Linked DNA regions of Homo sapiens: region 2 is linked to region 1. A link is a contact called in ENCODE Hi-C or POLR2A ChIA-PET data. All regions are on one chromosome and are shown on one strand. Each heading gives the region's core, a stretch centred on a gene start or an enhancer-like site at or near the end of the contact. The rest is flanking DNA. Distances are from core to core; before and after follow the strand shown. Region 1 overlaps N4BP2 (NEDD4 binding protein 2). Region 2 has its middle 43 kb from the start of RBM47.

Region 1 (2,715 bases), core at 79-2,578:
GGTGAAATAGTGGAAGAAAGAGCAACAGTAACGAAAAAAGCCTTTGGGAAACAAAAAAGCAAATCGACTTTGGAAAAGTTCCCAAGACATGAGCTATCAAATTTTGTTGGTGACTGGCCAGTTGATAAGACTATTGGTCAGAGGACAAAAAGGAACAGAAAAACTGAAAAAACTTCATCCGTACAAAGCGACAAAAAGTATAATTACCCTCAGTCACACAAATTAGTTAACAGTGTATCTGTGAATACAGATTGTGTCCAGCAACGAGGATCTCCACATGAAAGTGTAGAGGATGGCAGAAAGTCACAGTGTGATGATGCTTCAGAGCCACTCAATAGCTATAAATATGATGCTTATAAAAATATTGACAAAAACTCATTCAACATTATGGGTGACTGGCCTTCATCTGATTCTTTAGCTCAGAGGGAACACAGATCAAGAATGCCAAAGACTGGTTTAAGTGAGCCCAACCTAGAAATTGGAACAAATGACAAAATGAATGAAATATCCTTATCTACAGCACATGAGGCCTGTTGGGGCACAAGCTCTCAAAAACTAAAGACATTGGGTAGCTCCAATCTAGGAAGTTCTGAAATGCTGCTCAGTGAAATGACCTGTGAGAGTCAGACTTGTCTAAGTAAAAAGAGTCATGGGCAACACACATCGTTGCCTCTTACTTTTACCAATAGTGCACCAACTGTTTCTGGAGTAGTAGAACCACAAACGTTAGCTGAATGTCAAGAGCAAATGCCTAAGAGAGACCCTGGAAAAGAAGTAGGCATGTGCACCCAGACTGAACCACAGGATTTTGCTCTTTTATGGAAAATAGAAAAGAATAAAATTAGCATTTCAGATTCTATCAAAGTATTAACAGGAAGATTAGATGGATTTAAGCCGAAAGTTTTCAATATTAACACAAAATCAGACGTTCAAGAAGCAATTCCATATAGAGTAATGTATGATAAAAGCACGTTTGTTGAAGAAAGTGAGCTTACCAGTGCAGATGAATCTGAAAATCTTAACATTCTTTGTAAACTGTTTGGATCCTTTTCATTAGAAGCCCTGAAAGACTTATATGAGAGGTGCAATAAAGATATTATTTGGGCCACAAGCCTTTTGTTGGATTCTGAAACTAAGTTATGTGAGGATACAGAGTTTGAGAATTTCCAAAAATCGTGTGATGGATCACAAATTGGGCCTTTTTCTCTGGGGTTGAATTTGAAAGAAATTATTAGCCAAAGAGGAACTTTAGAGAATTCTAATTCTCCTGTGCCAGAGTTTAGCCATGGGATTGGTATTAGTAACGCTGACTCACAGTCTACTTGTGATGCAGAAAGAGGAAACTCAGAGCAGGCGGAAATGAGAGCTGTCACTCCTGAAAACCATGAATCGATGACAAGTATATTTCCCAGTGCTGCTGTGGGTCTAAAGAATAATAATGACATACTTCCTAACAGCCAGGAAGAACTTTTATATAGCAGTAAGCAGTCCTTTCCAGGTATTCTAAAAGCTACTACTCCTAAAGATATGAGTGAAACAGAAAAAAACCTAGTAGTCACAGAGACTGGAGACAACATACATTCTCCTTCACATTTCTCTGATATTTTTAACTTTGTATCTAGTACTTCAAATCTTGAATTAAATGAAGAAATTTATTTTACTGATTCTCTTGAAATAAAGAGAAATGAAAATTTTCCAAAGGATTATGTGAAATTTTCAGATGAAGAAGAATTTATGAATGAAGATGAGAAGGAAATGAAGGAAATTCTAATGGCAGGAAGTAGTTTATCAGCTGGAGTTAGTGGGGAAGATAAAACCGAGATATTGAATCCCACTCCAGCGATGGCCAAATCTCTGACCATAGACTGTCTGGAATTGGCATTACCCCCTGAACTGGCTTTTCAACTTAATGAATTATTTGGTCCTGTTGGTATTGATTCAGGTAAGGAAAAAGTAAATGACCATGTGTGTGTCTTTGTGTGACTAGACTACAGAGGGTTCTATTTTGTATTTTTTTTTTTTCTGAGATGGAGTCTCGCTCTGTTGCCCAGGCTGGAGTGCAGTGCCTCAATCTTGGCTCACTGCAACCTCTGCCTCCCAGGTTCAAGTGATTCTCCTGCCTCAGCCTCCAGAGTAGCTGGGATTATAGGCATGTGCCACCGTACCTGGCTAGAGAGTTCTATTTTGATTGTAAAATTATATTCTATGTTAACTGAAATGCAAAAGTAATTTTATGTTGCCTAACTTCACATAGTGCCTTATTTTTGACACATTTCTGGAGGACTTTAAAAAATACAATAGGAAGAAATAGAGAATATTTATATGGAGTTTGTATTTATCCCATACATAGTTTGAACGTTTTCTCTGGTATTTACTTCACACTTAATTGTACGGATGAACCTTTTAAAATCCTTTGGTGCTACTCCAGATACATTTAAGACAAGATTAATTTTTTAGAACATATTTATTGAAAAGTCTTGACTAATAGAAATGAATAAAGTAAACATATTTAGACTCATGGAAAGGAATAACTTAGATTTACTGTGAAGCTTTGTATAACTGCAGTAGTCAAGAAGTGTGAAGACAGTAACATAGCATATAACATAAATAGAAATACTCTAAGATTTAGTAAATAGAAGCATAAGTTAGGAATTAATAGTACAAGTTAGTTTTGTGATGCATAAGGTGGTTTAGTATGTTTTCTGCAAATATATA
Region 2 (2,715 bases), core at 102-2,601, 550 kb after region 1:
GATTACAGGCTTGAGCCACTGCACCCGGCCTTGTCTCCAGGTTTTAATCTTCTGTATTCTAGATTTTGTACAACCATGGAATTAAGTATCTTTCCCATATTAGACCCATTAGCAAATACCCCTGAGAGAGAGAGAGAGATTAGGTGCAGAAATAGCTCAGGAATGCCAAATCATTTAACAGATGCAGTGCTTTTGTTCTTGATTCATTAATTCATTCAACAAATATTTGATTCCCTACTATGTGCTGTAAATTATTGTGGATACTGGGAATACAGCAATGAATAAAACAAAACCTCATGCGGGAGAAAGGCAATGACAAACAAATAAACATATTTGTACATCTGAGGCATATCAGGTAGCCAAAGTGCTATGAAGAAGAATAAAGCAGGGGCCGGCGCGGTGGCTCACGCCTGTAATCTCAGCACTTTGGGAGGCCAAGGTGGGTGAATCACCTGAGGTCACGAGTTCGAGACCAGCCTGGCCAACATGGTGAAACCCTATCTCTACTAAAAATACAAAAATTAGCCAGGCATGGTGGCACGTACCTGTAGTCCCAGCAACTTGGGAGGCTGAGACGCGAGAATCGCTCGAACCTGGGAGGTGAAGGTTGCAGTGAGCCGAGATCGTGCCACTGCACCCCAGCCCGGGAGACAGGGCAAGACCCCCTCTTCAAAAAAAAAAAAAAAAAAAGAATAAAGCAGGATAAGGAGACAGTGACGGGCAGGGAACAGCGCTGCTTTAAATAAGTTGGTCAGGGAAAGACACTCCAGTCAGATGCCACTTGAGCAGAGATCTGAGTGAATTAACGACATGAACTAGAGAAAGAATATTCCACGCCAAAGAGAACAGAGGCACAGTGGCCCAAGGCAGGCAGGAGTTTAGCATAACTCAAGGGAGGGTCCAGAGGTCCTGCGGCTGGAGTGGAGTGAGCCGGAAAGAGGAAGGAAAGGTCACATGAAGAGCTGGGGCCAGGTCCTGATGGTAAGTGCTCTTTGGAACTCCTCCTTTTAAAACTGGCGTGTCTTCAGGAAGCTGAATATCTACAAAGCTAGGCCTCGGAGAGAAGGCTTTTCCTGAGTATGTTTGTGTGAGTGATTCCGTGTGTTAACAAAGCGCCCCAGGATTTGCCTTTTCTTCCCCTGTTTCTTGCTGTTAGAATGTTAATCTGGCTAAATCCATTCAGCTTCACTCGTTTGGAAATCAGTCATCTAATGCTTGTAGCGAAAAAAGGAGACAAGCTAATACATCTCAACAGAGCAGATACGTGGGAGCCACTCCCACAGATCAAGATCCTTGCAGAAACCCAAGCCATTGTTCAGCCAATAGTAAATAAGAATCCGAGTCATTCTAAAACTGAGTAGAAAGCTGAGTCATCCTTCCCTCTATCAAGAGCTTTATTCCTTTTGCATCCTGTGGATCTTGGTTGGTTAACACATTACTGAATGGTGACGTGGGTAGGTCTGTCTGCCTGCATCAAATCCTGCCCTAACCACATTCTCAAGATAGTTTTCACCACATTTACTAAACTTCCTTGAACCTCAGTTTCCTCCTCTGCAGGAGGAGGGTATGAATGCTTTATTAGTTTTCTACTGCTGTGTAATAAATTAGCACAGATCTAGAGGGTAAGAGCTACTCCCACTCATCATTTCACAGTGCTGTAGGCCAGAGGCCCCAGATGGCGTAACCAGGTTTTCTGCTAAGAGCCTTGAAACGCTGAAATCAAGATGTTGGTTGTCCGTGTCCTCACCTAGAGCTCAGGGTCTTCCTCCAAGCTCATCCCTGTTGTCAGCAGAATGTAGGTTCCTGCAGTTGTGGGACCGAGGCCTTGTTTCCTCACTGGCTGTCAGCAGAGGCCATTTCTCAGCTCCTTAAGCCTGCCCCCTTCCTCCACAGTGACCCTCTATTCCAAAGCAGCAACTACACACCTAACCCTTCTGACACTTGGAAAACATCTGACTTCTGCTCTCAGCCAGAGAAAGCTCTCTGCTTTTATTCTTTTTTTTATCTACTTATTTATTTTGTAGAGTGGGGATCTCGCTATGTTGCCCAGGCTGATTTTAAACTCCTGGGCTCAAGTGATCCTCTTGCCTTGACCTCCCAAAGTGCTGGGATTACAGGCATGGGCCACCATGCCTGCCGCTTTCTGCTTTAGCAGCTCATGTTCACCCAGATAATCACTCTTTCTTAAGGTCAACTGTGCCATACAACATAATATAATCATCAGAGTGAAATCTCATCATATTCACAGGTTCCAGAGATAAAGGACATCTTTAGGGTCCATTTTAGACATTCTGCCTACAACAAATGCCTTCCTTGCAGAACTCTTTTGAAAATTAGAGATGATGTATGTGTGTAAAATAGTTGCCAGCTGCTAATAGCTGCTATTACTATAAGAGCCTCTTTGATGCAGGGAGCAACTAAGTAACTGAGCTACTCAGTGAATCAAGTATAAGACCAGACTCCGGTGCCAGGGCTGTGGCTCATGCCTATAATCCCAACACTTTGGGAGGCCGAGGCAGGCGGATCACCTGAGGTCGGGAGTTCAAGACCAGCCTGACCAACATGGAGAAACCCTGTCTCTACTAAAAATACAAAATTAGCCAGGCGTGGTGGCGTGTGCCTGTAATCCCAGTTACTCAGGAGGTTGAGGCAAGAGAATAGCTTGAACTGGGAAGGCGGAAGTTGCAGTGAGCGGAGATCACGCCACTGCACTCC

What was found. A loop is a pair of places that touch in the nucleus more often than their neighbours do. ChIA-PET counts read pairs that join two places held with the same protein, here RNA polymerase II (POLR2A). Pooled maps may share reads with other maps.
Region 2: a pooled map shows a loop between it and region 1 (2.6-fold over the local background). The contact joins two enhancer-like sites. A Hi-C loop is called at or near these places in 3 of 50 pooled maps. POLR2A ChIA-PET finds 5 or more read pairs at or near these places in 2 of 52 experiments (HEK293 and activated CD8-positive, alpha-beta memory T cell).

The regions. Positions count from the first base shown.
Region 1 is chr4:40,120,368-40,123,082 of GRCh38, forward strand. It overlaps N4BP2 (NEDD4 binding protein 2), which reads left to right. Exons shown (of 18, transcript NM_018177.6): 9 at 1-1,942. Among named protein-coding and RNA genes, the nearest start is that of N4BP2, 65 kb to the left of the region's middle. Within about 2 kb of position 1,329, at least 4 of the 41 ENCODE cell types and tissues checked have a DNase peak (open chromatin) inside an H3K27ac peak, as active enhancers do.
Region 2 is chr4:40,671,705-40,674,419 of GRCh38, forward strand. No RefSeq gene overlaps it. Among named protein-coding and RNA genes, the nearest start is that of RBM47, 43 kb to the left of the region's middle. RefSeq lists an enhancer at 578-1,777. Within about 2 kb of position 1,352, at least 13 of the 41 ENCODE cell types and tissues checked have a DNase peak (open chromatin) inside an H3K27ac peak, as active enhancers do.